2 separate regions of the Mus musculus genome follow, and region 1 is linked to region 2. Evidence: chromatin loops called from intact Hi-C (ENCODE). Cell type or tissue: heart. All regions are shown on one strand. Links, peaks and the distances in the headings refer to the core of each region. The heading gives the core; the rest is flanking DNA. Region 1 overlaps Gm11725 (a long non-coding RNA gene). Region 2 overlaps Pgs1 (phosphatidylglycerophosphate synthase 1).

The links. A loop is a pair of places that touch in the nucleus more often than their neighbours do. Peaks named below come from ENCODE experiments on the same cell type or tissue, not always from the same donor. Only the 100,000 strongest peaks of a DNase experiment are listed, where the experiment ranks them.
Region 1: it touches region 2 in a loop (5-fold over the local background); 22 of 42 quality-filtered maps call a loop at or near these places.

What each region holds. Positions count from the first base shown.
Region 1 is chr11:117,908,701-117,917,024 of GRCm38, forward strand. It overlaps Gm11725 (a long non-coding RNA gene), which reads left to right. Exons shown (of 3, transcript XR_001780380.2): 3 at 743-1,809. Among named protein-coding and RNA genes, the nearest start is that of Tha1, 39 kb to the left of the region's middle. In heart, for the core only: CTCF peaks have their summits at 4,187 (motif pointing right) and 6,834 (motif pointing right); DNase peaks (open chromatin) are centred at 3,693, 4,191 and 5,500; H3K4me3 peaks cover 385 bases; H3K27ac peaks cover 2,227 bases.
Region 2 is chr11:118,017,300-118,025,606 of GRCm38, forward strand. It overlaps Pgs1 (phosphatidylglycerophosphate synthase 1), which reads left to right. Exons shown (of 10, transcript NM_133757.2): 9 at 2,308-2,433; 10 at 6,106-6,712. The coding sequence ends at 2,427. It overlaps Dnah17 (dynein, axonemal, heavy chain 17), which reads right to left. Exons shown (of 81, transcript NM_001167746.1): 78 at 8,219-8,307; 79 at 7,804-7,947; 80 at 7,295-7,520; 81 at 4,424-6,198. The coding sequence ends at 5,951. Among named protein-coding and RNA genes, the nearest start is that of Mir6933, 19 kb to the left of the region's middle. In heart, for the core only: CTCF peaks have their summits at 1,230 (motif pointing left) and 4,683 (motif pointing left); a DNase peak (open chromatin) is centred at 4,704.

The DNA of each region.
Region 1 (8,324 bases), core at 78-8,077, 110 kb before region 2:
GGCTGATTTCTGAGTTCGAGGCCAGCCTGGTCTACAAAGTGAGCTCCAGGACAGCCAGGGCTATACAGAGAAACCCTGTCTCGAAAAAACAAAAAAACAAAAAAAAAAAAAAAAGATTTTACCTTCACTGTTCAAGGTAACAAATCTTTTTTATTTGTTTGTTTTTTCGAGACAGGGTTTCTCTGTATAGCCCTGGCTGTCCTGATAACAAATCAGTTCAACCCACTGTAATGCTACCGCTGCTGCCACCACTACTGCCGCCACCACCATCACTACCACCATCATCACCATCATCACCATCACCACCATCATCACCAGGCAGGTAAAATAAAGATGGAGAAGCTGAGAAGTAGGAGCTCTAAGAGACACACATGGACTGTGTATGCTCCCTCAGTTTGCCGTGGCATATTATGACAGAACACTAGCAGTCTGAGATCCACAGAGATGACTCTCACCACCTGGTCCCTGGCCTACAAGTTGTTGGACTAGAATGGCTGGTCCTACATACCACTTGAGATGGGCCTCCCCCCAAAAACGAGAGGACAGAGAGAGAGGTGGGCAGAGTGGGGACCCGAGTCAGGTCGCCTTGTAGAAAACCGGTTCATACAACCTGTGACAGATGCAGGGCTGAACAGGACACTTCTGGAAATTTCCATAGACAGAGAGCAGGCCGGTGGTTGTCAGGGCTGGGATGTGGGGTTGGAGAGTGGTAGATAAAGGTGTTTTTCTTTCTTCTTTCTAGGGTGACAAGAATGTTCTATCCTGGACTGCAGTGGTGGTTGCCCAACTCTGTAGACGCACAAGAAACCCTCAGACCATGCACGAGGGATTGTGAACCGGATCACAACAAAACCACAAACAACAGGAAAGGCAATAAGCAGGCTCTTGGGTCTGTCCTCAGTTTGGGGGGTCCAGCAGCCACTTCCTGGCAGAGCTGGTGACTGGGGAGACCTGACACAATCCCATGCCGCCTCTTCCTTGGGGGTCATTTGCGATGCCTCCCATCCTGAGGAGAAACGGGACGGGGGACAAGGGACTCTTGGGAGAGGCATGAGGCAACCTCGGGGCAGCAGCTGCCAGTCACACAAGGCTAGAGACTCTGGAGGACAGGAGGTAGCAACTTAACTCCGGAGGATGAGAAAGGACCTGGGGCTGGGCACAGCTGGCCATGGCCTCTTGGTAGGTCTGTCCTCTGACTCCACAGTATCTCTTTGGGCGTTCAGATCGAAAAGACCATCCTGGCTGGGCTTGCTCACAGAGTCGGGAAGGGTCAGGAGGCCCTCGCCTAAGCAGACAGTCTCTCCATAACACCTGCTGATCTTAGGAGAGGGGTTAGGGTATGGAGGCTGGGAAGACTAGGGAGGAGGGTTCTATCTACTCAGCCATTGATGGGAAAGTTTTCCCTGCTGGGTAGAGATTTTCTGGTGTGGCCCTTTGAGAGGGTCGAGGGCAACAATCACTCCTGTAATCAATCAATCAATCAATCACCCATGCTCCGTAAGAAAGTCTGATAAAGCCATTGGTTCCCCCGAGTGAATGTTAGAGGAATTGTGCCTGGATTTGTTGTTAGGAGGAAGGGTGGGCATTGTTTATGTCCCCCCCCAAACCCCAGAATAGAATTTTACTGACACTGATTATAGACAGAACTATGCCCCCCCCCCCACAGTTGAGGTTCTAACCAAGTGGGATGGTATTCAAAGACAAGAAGAAGGAAACCGGGTTTACACAAGGTCCTAAGAAGAGATCAGGGCTGGAAAGATGGCTCAGCGGGTAAGAGCACCCGACTGCTCTTCCGAAGGTCCTGAGTTCAAATCCCAGCAACCACATGGTGGCTCACAACCACCCGTAATGAGATCTGACTCCCTCTTCTGGAGTGTCTGAAGACAGCGACAGTGCACTTACATATAATAAATAAATAAATCTTTAAAAAAAAAAAAAAAAAAAGAAGAGATCAGAGCCCTCACAGACAGCAAGTACTGGGGTGTAGCACAGCTGTGAAGTGCTAGGTTAGACCATCACACTTCATACCCTGGACATGATAGTGTACACCTGTAATCCCAGCACATGCGAAGTCCAGGCAGGAGGAGTACAAGGCCAGCCTGGGCTACATGAGACCCTGTCTGAAAACACCAGCAACAAACAGCTGCAGTGTTCAAAAGGTTGGTGCAGTTGATTCATGAGTTTGAGGCCAGCCTGGGCTACATAGTGAGAGCTAATCTCAAAACAAACAAAAAGAGAGCTGGGATATGACAGTGACAGAGCGGTCACCTAGCATGTACGGGACACGGCTTCCGTCTCCAGAGTGGCCCTTTCCTCCCCAGTCCCTTCTGGTCAGTGTTCATCCCAGTGAGAAAAGCACAAAATAGGTAGGACCTGGGCTCAGCTCACGAGGATCCCATGGACTGGACGGGTCATTCAGACACCAGTGGTCAGGGAGTGTGGGGGCTACATGGGTGCACAGCTGCTGTGGCAGGGGCGGGGGTGACAGTGAGTGCCATCCAGACTTTGCTCAGAGCTGGCGAGGACAGGTGTGTCCTTTCCTGAATACATGGGGTTGGTGGAGGTCACCAGGGTCCGTGCCTGTTCCTTGCTTGCACTGTTGATCCTGGGGCTCCTCCTTCCCAATGCTGTATCCCTCTCAGAATCCCAGGTGTGTGTCATATAAACAGGGGTATCCTTGGCCCTCATAACTCAAGGTCCAGGCCCTGGGGCCCGGCTTGTATGCTCCTAGGTGGCAATGGATGTCACAGGAGCTGAGGAGGCTTTTGTGTATCAGCCTCACTCGCTGTCTGTATGAATGCAGGTGCCTAGGCTCCCCTCCAGACCAGCCCAAGCAGCGGGCTGCAAAGGGCCCTAGGAGTCTGTCCTTAAGAAGGGTTTGGCGTGGTGGCACATGAATTTAATCCCAACAGTCCGGAGGCAGGTACATCTCTGAGTTCAAGGCCAGCCTGGTTTGCAGAGTGAGTTCCAGGACAGCCAGGGCTGCACAGGGAAAACATGTCCTAAAAGGTTTTGGAGGCTGGGAGTTCAGCGGGCAGAATGCTTGCCTAGTGTGCATGGAGCCCTGGGTTCCACCCCTAGGATCACATAAATGTGGCAGCGGTGGCTTAAGCCTGAAATCCTGCCACCCAGGAAGTGGAAGTCGGGGGTGGGGTGGGGTCAGAAGTTCAAGGTCATTCTCAGCTATATAGGGGGTACAGGGGGACACAGGTGGCACAGGGAGACATAGGGGTGAGTGCAAGCAACAAAGGAAGAGGAAAGCAGGCCTGGGGTCAGGAGTGGTACACTGCCTGGAATCCCAGCACCAGGAGGTCGATGCCACAGTATTGCTATGAGTTTGAGGCTAGCCTGGTCTACATAGACTGTTCCAGGCTAACCTGTTCTACAGAGTGAATTCCGTGTCAGCCAAGTGGCTGGGGAGAGCAGAGAATGGAGGGCATACCTATTCTTTAAGCCCTTGAGGACTGCATGGAGTTCAAGGCTAAGCTGAGCTCTGTAGTGAGTTCTAGGCCAGGCAGGGTCACACAACAAGACATTGTCTCAAAACCCCAAAGAGGAAAAGTGTTTCAGAGTTCTCTAGAGTGGTCACTCACCTCCCACCCCCGCAGCCGACACGCCCACCCAAAGTACCTACCCATGCACCCCTTCCTCCACCCTCTTCTCTCTGTCTGTACTTCAAGGCTGTAGGCTGGTGGCGCACGCCTTTAATCCCAGCACTGGGGAGGCAGAGGCAGGCGGATTTCTGAGTTCGAGGCCAACCTGGTCTACAAGTGAATTCCTGGACAGCCAGGGCTATACAGAGAAACCCTGTGTGGGGGGGGGGGGAAGCTGTAGGTTTCCATGCCCCCCCTTTCTGCCATCTGTAAGAGCCTCGAACTGTGGGTGGTCTGTGCTGCAGGCCTGGAACCGCCCCCCGCCCCCATCCTCTCTCCCCCTCCCCCGCAGACAGCCGCGAACTGGCAGCTTCTCTTCTTGGAGCCTCTACTCTTGCTGCTGCATTGATCCAGGTCTGCTGCTCAAAGGATTGAAAAGACAAAGGCGAGTCTACAGGCGTCTCCACACACGGGCCAGAAGCTGAGAGCCTTAAGACCCTGCCACACCGCCCAGGGGAGAAAGAGCTGGATTCCAGCTGCTTCCCACTTCCTCCCCAGGGTGAGCTAGGGCCCAGGGGAGCAGCTTCGCACCGCTAGAGGGAGCCCTTTGCAGCGCAGTGGCCCTCAGCAAAGGCCGGAGCTGTAGGCTGTGTTTCCTTCCACTTGGAAGCGTGGATGTGGAAGGAAGATGGCCCCAGATCTATACTCACTGCTGGGTGGTTTGGCTTTCTTTAGGTGGAGGTAAGTCAGTGCAGGAGGTAACCCCAGGAGAGCAAACGGAGGCCCACAGTGAGACCATGGAGGGGGTTGGGGAGCACCACCCAGGCCATTTATGTGGCTGGGCTACTCTACGTGTTGCGTATGAGTCATGAGAAATAACTCAGTAGTAAATAGAGATAATAATATACAGATAAAGAAATGGGGCCCCAGAGAATGACTAGACAGAACCAGACTTCAAACTTGGGTAACAGGGAGTTGGGTCTTGGGTACCACAGTGTCAAGAAACCCTGCCTCTTAGGAAGGGGCAGTTCCTCAGACTGTCAGGTCTAATGGGCCGGCCCTTCAGGGAGGACCTGGCAGGTCTGCCTTTAGAGTCCAACTCCGCCACCTGCCATGTGAGTGCCAGGTGGCCACAGGGCCTTTGTGTGTATTGTGTATTTACACATGGTGGCCACAGGGCCTTTGTGTGTATTATGAGTTTACACATAGTGGCCACTGGGCCTTTGTGTGTATTATGAGTTTACACATGGTGGCCTCAGAGCTTTTGTGCATGTGTATTGTGAGTTTACACATGGCTATACAGTACTTTCTTTGTGCTTTTTCTTTACTTCAGGATGGGTTTCTGGTACTGGTGACCCAAGAATGCATGAGCCCATGAACACAGACACGCCTCATGTCCCGTTTAATGTTCTATCAAATTCTTACTTTTTTTTTTTTAAGGGTCCCACTGTTTGCACAGTCCACTCAGCCACACACACACACAGCAGTCCCGTGTGCTTCTGTCTTTTTTGTTTGTTTGTTTTTCAAGACAGGGTTTCTCTGTGTAGCCCTGGCTGTCCTGGAACTCACTCTGTAGCCCAGCATGCCTCGAACTCAGAAATCCGCCTGCCTCTGCCTCCCAAGTGCTGGGATTAAAGGCGTGTGCCACCATGTCCAGCCTGTCTTTTTCTCAGGCCCTGTAGCATCAGGCACAACTGGCTGCCTTCAGGGAGGAAGAAGCACAGACTTGGAGGCCGAGGGGACTGGCATTGCCCCTAGCATCCCGCCTTAGCCCTAAGCTGCCCCTCAGCAGGGGCACACATGGTGGTCCTCGTTCAGCCCCTGGGCTGGCCGCTCCCCTTACTCCATTCACAGTCACAAGAGTGGGGTTCTCCTCTCAGCATGCTCTTCAGGCCAGTCAGCCCAGGGTCTGCTGAGCACAGGGCCTCTCAACTAGAAGGACTCCCTGCAACCGGGGCTTGAGGCCTCCTAGCTGGGCTTTGGCTCGAACATGGGCAGAAGGCTACAGGCCTCTGAGCAGAAGTGACCTCCATCCCCGCCCCATCACCAGCTCACCCTGGCAGTAGCTGATGCCACCATCAAAGGGATAGCTCGGGTGGCATCTTTTATCCTGGGCCCCTACCCAGGGTGAACGGCCTCTGGGGCAGAGAGTGTTCTGGGAACAGGCAGTGTCCCAGCCAGCAGGGAAACTGAAGCCAGAGCCTAGCTGTGGCCCCTCGAGGTCCACTTGGGTCCACTGAAGCGTCCCTCAGACGAGGGCGTCGAAGCCAGTGATGGGCGGCTGCAGAAGGTACATGGGCGTGAGCCTCCTGCCTGCAGGCTGGCCAGGCTGGGCCCCCTTATCTAACGCAGTCTGGAGACAGCACGCCCAGGACTGTGGTTTGTCCAGATGAACTTCAAAGGGTCATGACTGCAGCGGCTGCCAGCTCGGCTTCCCTTGCTCAGACTCCTCCCTAATCCTCACGTGCTCCTCCACCACACTTAAGGGATACCTCACCTGGAACTTACCCACTTCCTGATGAGGCTTCTTCCTCCCAACATGAGCCTGGCCTGACACCATCAGAGGAACCTTTGTCCTGTGACTACGAATGTCTACTCTTTTTTTTTTTTTTTTTTTTTTTTTTTAAGATTGACTCAACAACAATAACAAAAGCCAAGGCTTAGTGCCTGTTCTCCAGTAGCCAGCAAACTCTGAGCTCTGAGCAGGGCAGACCAGGATGAGTTCCAGGACAGGCAGGGCTACACAGACAAGCCCTGTCTCAAAAGATCCAAAACAAACAAACAAACAAACAAACAAACAAACCCCCTAAGATTTATTTTTATGTGTGTGCTCACAGAAACCAGAAGAAGGTATCTGATGCCCTGGAGCTGGAGTTACAGGCAGGTGGGAGAGAGCTGCCTGATGGGGGAGCTGGTCACTGACCCAGGTGCTCTGCAGGAGCAGCAAGTGCTCTTTTTTTTTTTAAAGATTTGTTTATTATTATATCTAAGTACAATGTAGCAGTCTTCAGATGCAGCAGAAGAGGGCTTCAGATCTCATTATGGGTGGTTCTGAGCCACCATGTGGTTGCTGGGATTTGAACTCAGGACCTTTGGAAGAGCAGTTAGTGCTCTTAACTGATGAGCCATCTCTCCAGCCCAGCTTATGCCTTCATTTTTTAAATTACTTTATGTGTGTGGATGTTTTGCCTGGAAGCATGCATATGCATCACTTGCATGCAGTACCTGTACATGTCAGAAGAGGGCGCCAGATCCCCTGGGACTGAAGATAGAGATGGTTGTGAGCCACACTATGTGGGTGCTAAGAATTGAACCTAAGTCCTCTGGAGGCATAGCCAGCACTTCTAGCCACCAAGCCACCTCTCCAACCTTATTGCTCAACATAAGCCCTACAGATAGGGGCAATGTGGAAAGTAGAGCCTTCTCCCCTAACCTCCAGCCTCCAAGCTTCTATACCCACACAGGGCACCATGTGACTATTCTACCTTCCAGAGAGTTCTCCTGTGGCGAGGTACCCGAATATACTGTATTCGTTATTCTCTACCACTCCGACCAAAGACCCATTAGAAGCATCTTACAGGAAGAGGGGTCTGCTGGCTCACAGTTTGAGAGTTCAGTCAATCCTGTCAGGGACGGCAAGGTGGCTAAGATAGATCTTGTCTATGATCTTTGGGGAAGGGAGAGAAAGAAAACATTCTCACGTCACAACAGGATGGGAATAATCCAGTGTTGAGAGCCTGTTTCCTGTGGCCCACCCAGGCCTCTCTGACAAGGTGACCTTGGGGCAGAGCCTAAGAGAGCCATGCAGTAACCTGGTTCTTAATCGGCTTGCGCAAAATAGGATCATATGGGGAAAGGCGCCCTCAGCTGAGGGGCTGCCTACATCAGGCTGAGCATCTTCCTGAGGGCAACGCCACCCCTGGACAGGTGGGCCTGGGAGCTGTAATTCCTTACATAAGCAAGATGAACAAGTCATGGAGAGCAAGCCAATACACAGCACTCCTCCATGGCCTCTGCTTCTGTTCCTGCCTCTAGGTTCCTGTCTAGAGTTTCTGCCCTGGCTTCCCTTGGTGAAGGACTTCGAGACCAGAAAGATAAATAAATAAATAAATAAATAAACCCTCCCCCCACCAGTTGCTTTTGGTTAGAACGCCTATAACTACATCAATAGCAAGCAAACCAGGGCTCAGGGGTGGGGGGCAGTCAGGATTGGGGACACAGGGTTGGCTGCGAGCAGGGAGGGCTGGCAAGATGGTACTAAGCTGTTGATGCCATAGGGAGGGGAGCCAGCCTCTCTGAGTCTACCAAGGGCAGGAGAGATTAAGGCAGGCTCAGAACCCTGCTAGCAAGAGACTCCCGGCTATAGCCCATGGGTGGGCGGGGGGGGGCGGCATGGGGTTGTGTGATGGAGCCTTAGAAGCTGTCTGTACAGCAGTGTTTGACTGGGGCTATGAGTAACCTGCCTGCTCTGGTTTTGTTCCTGGGCTTCAAGGATGGTTACGTTTTGCCTCGGACCCTGGGACGTGGAGCCTCTCCCTGGGCTGGAATGAGCTGGGTGCTCAGGAAACCCCTTCCCTGCTCCTTATAGAATTCTGCGACAAAACTATCCTGGGACACTGTCACTGCTGTACCAGGGCTGATTGCTAGGAACCTGACTTTCCTCAGGACACGGCCCACTCTGGCACTCTGGCTTGGCTGTGCCTCTAGGACTTTTGTAGACTTCCCATAAGG
Region 2 (8,307 bases), core at 308-8,307:
TGTAGAGTGTCCATACAAATGTCCCCACAGCTGGCTTCCCCATTGTGACAGTTCCCACATGCCTTGTGTCTTAGGGTTTCTGTTCCTGCACAAACATCATAATCAAGAAGCAAGTTGATTCAAGAGGAAAGGGTTTATTCAGCTTACACTTCCACATGGCTGTTCATCACCAAAGGAAGTCAGGACTGGAACTCAAATAGGTCAGGAAGCAGGAGCTGATGCAGAGGCCATGGAGGGATGCTGCTTACTGGCTTGCTTCCCCTGGCTTGCTCAGCCTACTCTCTTATAGAACCCAGGACCTCCAGCCCAGTAGGCCCTCTCACCTTGATCACTAATTGAGAAAATGCTTTACAGCTGGATCTCATGGAGGCATTTCCTCGAGGGAGGCTCCTTTCTCTGTGATAACTCCAGCTTGTGTCAAGTTGACACACAAAACCAGCCAGTACACCATGAATACTGCTGTCCGGTTTTATGGGCTGTGGTCCGTGGAGGAGCCAGCTCTGGTCTGGGGGAGGGGCTGGTTTGCAGAAGTCTCCACAGACCCAGCTCCACAAACCTAATATGATTGGAGACAAACATGTATATGTTAGTTTTCTTTTATTACCATCCCTTCTGTACACACACACACACACACACACACACACACACACACACACTTACGTACGCGCGCACGCACGCACACACTCACACACACTGGTGCCACAACATGGTGTGGACAAGTTAAAGGAGTCACTTCTCTCCTACCGTAGGAATTGTCAGGCTTGGAGGCAGTGCCTTTACCAATCAGTCTGCATGTATCTTTTAAAACTTGGTTTTAAAGGTAAAAGTTTAAACATTGCTTGGGACAGAAGAAACTGTGTCTTCATGGGACTCACTTGGATCACTCTGTCTTCATTCCGACTCTCAGCCTTCCACTCCTGTATGTACCAAGTCCAAGGAGCCAACCACTGTGGATGGGAAATGCGTAAGGAGGTTTGCTCTGACTTGGATATGCTCAGGCTTTGTCTTGTTTCTCTGAAGAGTGCAGTAGAACGTCATACGATACATGACATTGATGATATTACATCTTATACTTACAGTTGTGTTAGATATTTTAAATAACATGGTGTTGAAAAGTCTTGAGACCTGGCTGGAGATCAGAGTCTATCCAGCTCTTGTTGAGGACCCAGCGCCCATTGGGAGGCTCACAACTGCCTGTAACTTCAGCTCCAGGGAATATGATGCCCTCTTCTGGCCTCTGTGGGAACTGCATGTATACACTCATCTATTTGCAGATACACATAAAATGTCTATGTGAGAGGCAGGCCGGGTGGTTCAGGGCTGCAATCTCAGCAGCTCTGGAAGCTGACACAGAAGGACTGTAAGTTCAAGGTTAGCCTAGGTAATTTAGTAAGATCCTATCTTAGAGTTTTTTAAAAAGTGGGCAACTGGAGCTGTAGCTGGGTGGTGGAGCACCCTGCTCACCTAGCAGGCACGAGGCTCTAGGCCCAATTGCCAACGCTGAAACGGGATAAAAGCGTGCCTGTGTGAGCATGTACACGCCGCTGTTGGATTCAGGGCTTGAGTGTCTGAAGGGTTTGATGTCTGGCGGTCATGTGTTCTCTGGGACCAGCTATATGTTTATGTTGTGTGTCTCATGTCTGGTTTCTGTGGTGTCTGGTGGGCATGCGTTCAGCTGTATGTTGTGTGTCTATGTCTGGTTTCTGTTACTTTTCTTTACTTTCCTCTTAACGTCAGTCCTGACACTGGTGTGTCATCTGGGTTAATTTATAAGTGAATACTGGATATTTAGGTGGTTTCCAGCCTTTCTCCACTGTAAATGTGGCTGCACAAGTGTCTGTAAAGATCTTACTGTGGGGGTGAGATCATAGTTGCTTTCTTGGGACAACCTCTGGCGAGTGTCACTTCCCTTCAGCAGTGGTGGCTGATACTGCACAGTGACCTGCAGTTGGTGGAAGGGAACCTGCCATGTGTTAGACATTTCTTTTCTATGTTACACATGATGAGCTAGGAATACTGCTACTACTGATTGACACCTACCCCAGACCCCTGTTTCTTATCTTACTTAACTCACACTAATTTATTTCACGAGGGGTAAACATCTAAAATAGTTTTCCCACCAGCTCTAACTGTTGAGCTAAATCAGCGATATACAGAGGCAGAGCCTCTTGGCTGGGGTCCTCAGGAGGCTGTGTGGCTGGCGCCTCTGGCCGGTCTTGTGGACAGACAGCTAGCTCTGCTGTACCAGGTGTCTAGGAACCACAGAGTGACCCACATCTAGTGCCTGACTGTCCTTTCTCTCCTCAGGAGCAAGAGCAGCTCTACCTGCGGTCTGGTGTGGTGACCTCCGCAACCTTTGAGCAGCCAGGGCGGCAGGTCAAGCTGTGGGTGAAGATGGTGACCCCGCTAATCAAGAACTTCTTCTGAGAACAGGCAGGTGCTGGGAATTCAAAGTAGGCCAGGAGTGTCCTGACGGGATCCTTGAGGGAGCGTGCAGCCTTGTCTGTCTGTCCACTGCTCCCTTTATTTGATACAGCAATATTGAGTGGTTTTGGATGGCAGTTTTAAAGTAAGCGCTGGACTTTGCTCCTCCCTCCTCCCGTCCTGGGCTGGGACCACCTGTGGTGAGGCCAGCTTCACCTATCTCCTCCTGCTCTCCCTGCACAGGGTTCTGGGGCAAGGGCCATAGCGGGGCTTCTTCCATTCCCTGCTCTAGGCAGTGTGGTGTGGCCCTGTGACAGACAGTGCTTAAAGATGGAGGAGCTGTTCTAGAGAGCTAAGCTTGCGTGTGGTGTGTGCTCGGGCACACAGGTGATGGGATGGGACAAAGCATGACAGACAGCCTGTCTTCCCTGATCCGCAGCAGGTTACTGTGATAGCAGGGAGGCAGCTTGATGCTCCCATTGCTCATGTAGTAGCCTGGGCAGTAGGGGATGTGGTTGGACAGGTGGGAGCATGGCCTTACTTGAGCTGCTTTGCTGTGCAGAGCTGGCTACCATGCGCAAGCCATGGGCTCTCAGGACCCGATGCATCCTGGAGGGTAGAGGGGTTTGCCTGGGGACCTTTGCTTCTCTGCTCCTGCCTTTCTTTCTCATGCCTTCATTTTTACTGTATTTACTTGGAGACAAGGTCTCGTTAGCCCTGGCTGGCATGGAGCTCACAGAAATTTACCTGTCTCTGCCTCTCAAGTGCTAGGATTAAAGGCATGGACCACCAGGCCTAGCAATACTTCCATTTAAAATAAAAAAATCTTTTATCAGTCAGGGACAGTGATTATACATCACGACACTCAGGAGGCAGAGGCAGGAGGATGTCTGTGAATTCAAGGCCAGTGTGGTCTCCAGTATGAGTTCTAACACAGCCAGGACTATACAGAGAAACCCTGTCTGGAAAAACAAAATAACCTTTAATCACTATTTTAGTTATTTTTCAGTCATTCTTAAATATTATACGAAAGTAGAATGAGATGTACCTGAGGGCCAGCCTCCCTCCAGCAGCCACTCTGCCAGGCTGGTGACACATGTCCATATGTCTCTAAACCCAGTGCCTACCGTTTCCATCACACTCTATACAGATGAATTCCTAACCAGACAATGTGCGTAAGCCTGGAGAAATAAGACTGGGCTGGCCTCAAGTTCATGGCAATCCTCCTGCCTCGATCCCTCAAGTGTTAGGACCACTTGCATGTACCACTGAACCCGGCTCATTGTAGTGTTCTTGGTTTGACATGAGATCTGAAGTTACTATTGCTGTTGCTTTTTGGGGGTGGGGGATGGTTTCGAGACAGGGTTTCTCTGTGTAGCCCTGGCTGTCCTGGAACTCACTCTGTAGACCAGGCTGGCCTCGAACTCAGAGATCTGCCTGCCTCTGCCTCCCGAGTGCTGGGGTTAAAGGCGTGCACTACCACCATCTAGTTAGGTTCCAGCTTATGATAGATAAGCCGGTTCAAATGTTGTGTCCCTCCTCACAGCAGGTCCCCTCCAGTGCACTTTGAGAAGCCTGCTCTCTTGTCCATTCCTCTCCAGGGTGTCTGGGAGGCTGGAAACTTGAGTTTCGCTACAGCACAGCCTGCTGTGCAGGGAACAACCATAGGGACCCCACAGCAGTGATGCTGCCTCTGTTGAGATCAACAAGCTGTGGCTGGCTGGCCTTGCCACCAGTGACTGGCTGTAGCAGGGGGCCCTGCAGAGTCAGAAACACCCAGACATAGCCAGGACGGCTGCTGCTTGGAGTTACAAGGTGGGGCAGTGCTGTCCTGGGCAGCAGCGCTCAGCATTGTGTGCGACCCAGGCATAACTGATACCAGCACAGGAACTGCAGGGGGCTGGGCGTATAGGGCACTGGCATTCGAATGAGCAGCACTGGGCAGAGTGACCCTCCTCTGCTCTGTGCCCCTGGTGACTCTCAGGCCTTTTGGGACTCCTCCTCTCTGCAGTCCGGGCTCTTTAGTCTGAATCCAGCACTTTGTTCCAGATACCTGCAGGTAGCTTGGCCTTTGGAAAGTTTGGAGATAATTTTGTCAACTCACAATTTGTATGTGTGGAATAAATTACTGCTTTATTTTAGGCTTCAAAGGCAAAATTAGAAAAATTCACTTTGTGTTATTACCAAGGATTGGAACAAGTTGCCTGGAGCCTGCTGGCTGTGCCACATGAGGGAGCTACAGTGACCCCTCCTGGCCAGCAGAGGCAGTGCACAGCAGCTAGGGTTCCCCAAGGAGGTTAGAGTCCCTCTGTCCCTGGTTGGGGCTCAGATACCAGGGCCTCTTCCCTTAGGTGACTGTCCTTCAGGCGCCTGGTCCCAGATCAGACAGGCTGGGGTGGGGCAGTGCCCAAGGAGCTGAGCTTTGCTTTGCAACTTTGAAGGCTTAGAAACCCAGAAAGTGATATCCTGCCCTACAGGGAGCCCCCCCCCCCCCTTACTGGAGCTAGAGGCTTTGCTGGCTGTTTCCCATCACCCCTGGTGTCCTCTTGCCTATCTCCCAATGTCCTGCCGCCTGTTTGTAGCCTGGGTGCCTTGCTGTGTGTTAGCTTGGCATCAGTACTGTCTGTCTCTGAGGCTTGGCTTTTTTCTCTTTCCTGCTGATGGTTCTGATAGATTCAGTCAGTCAGCGGGGCCTCAGCCCACCTGTCTGCCCATCATCACTAGGGGCGGGTACCTACTGAAGAGGGAGGGCTGTTGAAAGGGGTTGCAGTCTGCTGTGTCTCCGAGGGGTGTCTGTGCATGCCTGTGTGCATGTTAGGTGGAGAACCAAGGTCCACACAGCCACCCCACAGCTGGGTCTGGAGCATTTGCAGGGTGTGTGTGACTAGGTGGGGTGGGACCGGCACAAGTACGAGGTGGGGAGGGCCCTAGTCTGTACTGCTGCTGCCCTACTGCAGGCAGGAGAAACCCGGGACCCCAGAGCACAGCATGTGGTGACAGCTCCTGCTGTCCTTACTCTGTGGGAAGGGTGGCTGCATGGCACCTGTCTGTCACGGCTGGCTTTTTCAGTTCTGGGACAGCAGTTGGGAAGGCAGGCATGGGGATTACTGCAGGCTCTTGTTTATTCTTGAGCTCAGTGTAGATGCTGCTGTGTGCAGGGAGCACCTGATGCCCTGGCTGTGGCACTTTGTGTGCTGTACCCTGACCCCACCTCCTGCTTGCGCGAGCCAAGTTCCTGGGCTCCTGAAAGTCAGATTCAGGGTTTGTTTCCCAGGATGCTGGCTCCTTAGCTGCTGGGAATCAGGCTTCACTGCTGTGTGTGGCATTGGGAACTGAGTGCATCAGACGGGCACAATGATTGCAAGCATTTTAATCTGTACACATACACCCCGCCCCTGACACCCCCACGCCTGCTCCATAGCCCAGGAGCACTGGGTTTGTAAGAAGTCAAAAGTGGTAAAATGTGTCTGTTTTCTGGTTAGAACCAGGCAGGATCGGTACCGGCCTAGTCACACTGTAGGTAGGGCTACACCTGCAGGAGCAGCGCCACAGCTGCCAGGATCCACTTGGCTGCCTTCTCTTTGGTCTTCAGGTTAAAAGTCCAGACATAGGTGGGTCCTCGGATACGCGTCTTGTATACGGGGCATTCATAGATGTTCTTGGTCTCCATTCGGTCCACAGGAATGGCCTTGATGAAGATGACGGGCATGACTGGGGTCAGATCCTTCAACCGGGCTTCAGCAATGACTCCGGTCTGGGTGTCCCAGCGAGCTCCTGTGGGGACAATGGAGCTGAGGGTCTGGGTGCCCTAGGGGAGGCAGAACCCACTGTTTGGATGCTGACCGTGAAAAAGGGAGGCACGGTAGGGAGAGAGGCCTGGCCTCCAACCTCCCCACTCTTTTCAGAGACAGGCCAGTGACTGGGAGCCATGAAGCGTTCAGGCCAGGTGCCAGGGTCTGAGAGTGCCAAACATGGAGGAGTGTGAACCAAGGACTCCGAGGTGACTCTGCATGCCGTAATGGCTCTGAGGCTGCATCTTCTCAGAGCTTCATCTCAGCCTTCTCAATGTCAGTGGCAGAGAAAACTGACCGCAGCTCAGATCCCAGCAATGTTCCTTCCTGATCCCTCCTGTGTAATGTCTACTCTCTGTGTACATAGGGAATAAGTTATATATAGATGCACATATAAACACTATCTGCCCTTAGCCAGACTGCTGTTGTCTCTTATCCTAGCCAATGGTGTTTGTGTCCTGCGTGGCATTGGAATCACAATAAACATGGAGAATGGCTGTTGTGTTGCTCAAGTGATGTGGGTGCGTGACCCTTGGGTGGCCTGGTCCTGACACAGCATTGATGGAACTGTGATTCCAAGAAAACAGCCTTCTGGCTGCAGAGTAGATTCTAATGGGTGCCCTAGTGATCTCCCTCCTGCTGTCCTGGCTTGGTGGGTGGCCTGGACAGTCTTCCTCCTTGAAGCCTTTACTTAGGGGAACCTCAGTAGGAATGCTGGCAGAGGTGACCCCCCCACCACTAGCTGGGGATCAGCCCACATGCCCTGAGCCCCAGACTCAGCAAAGCTCCAGTTTGAGGTTAGAGGCCGCATTCCTCATCACGACTGAGTGGTTTAAGTTTTCTGCACACAGATGCTCCTGTCTGGGCTAGAGCTGGCTGGAATGAGTGTTGTCTCTATTTCTGAGATGGGATCTTCCTACTGCCCATGAAATCCTAGCAATCCTCCAGGCCTCCACACCTCAGTCCCCTCTAGGGCTCAGTGTGGCTCCAAGCCCACCCCTGCCCGGGACTGTGCCCGCCCTGTCTCATTTACAGCTGAGTGGACGTGATTCTGGAGGCTTCTTGGACAGACAAGTTACCTTCCATGAAGAGCCCGTACACGTAGGAGCCCTCTCGGGGAGGAGCGGTCATGTCCTCCCGATTCTTCTTGGTCACTTCCACAGACAGACACATCTTATCCAGGGGCCACTCATTTTTCCTGGCCATGGACTGCATAATAGCAGTGAGAAAGGACTGTGGGTTGAAGAAGCCAGCTAGCCACACAGTGGTGGGCAGGGCGAAGTCTGTGGTCCAGGATTCAAGCTCCTGGAAGAAAACGTGAGCTGCTGAGGGGAGCCTGGCCCAGAAGCCGCTCGTGCTCCTGTCTTTGCTGTATAGAGAAGGGACTCCCAGGGGCTCCCCTGGGCTTTCTGTGCTCACTTGTCTGATGCCTTCTCTCTCCTTGGGAAGTCACGCCTGCCTGCCTGATCAGACATCAGGGGCTGGGGGCTGGGCCCGGCCTTCCCACCCGCTTCAGCAGTGGTGGTTGGTAGGGACCCTGGGGCCATGGCACGTAGGCTGCTGGAGGTTCCAGGGTCCCGTGACTTACCCTGATACGTTGCAGCAGATCGGCATACCAAGCTGCCAGGCCCATCATGGAGGGGTAGGCCCGGGCCACCCAGGTGTCAGGCACAGTGTCATAGAACAGAGCAGTGGACAAGTCTTCCATGTCGGTTGTGATGGTCAGCTCACCCTAAGGGACACAGTCACATTTTGGAGGATGGGTGTGGTTAGCATGGGGGAGAGCCCACCTCCCAAGACCACGGACAAGCAGTAGCTAACCTCTGTGGCCTGTACTGGAGGTCACAGGACTGGAGACCAGGGAGGGAAGGGCTCTGATAAGGGTCAGCCAGTCACATACCAGTCTCCAAAAGCCAGACTGGAGACCTGTGTGGCAGGCCCTCTGCAGACCAGCCTATTGCCCATGCCCATGCCCATGCCCGTGCCAGGCACTGCAGCTTTACCTTCAGTCCCAGGTTCAGCTCCTTCAGTGAGCGCCGCATCTCATTGGTGAGGATGTTCATCCTCTCACATTCTTGAAAGGCGACCACCA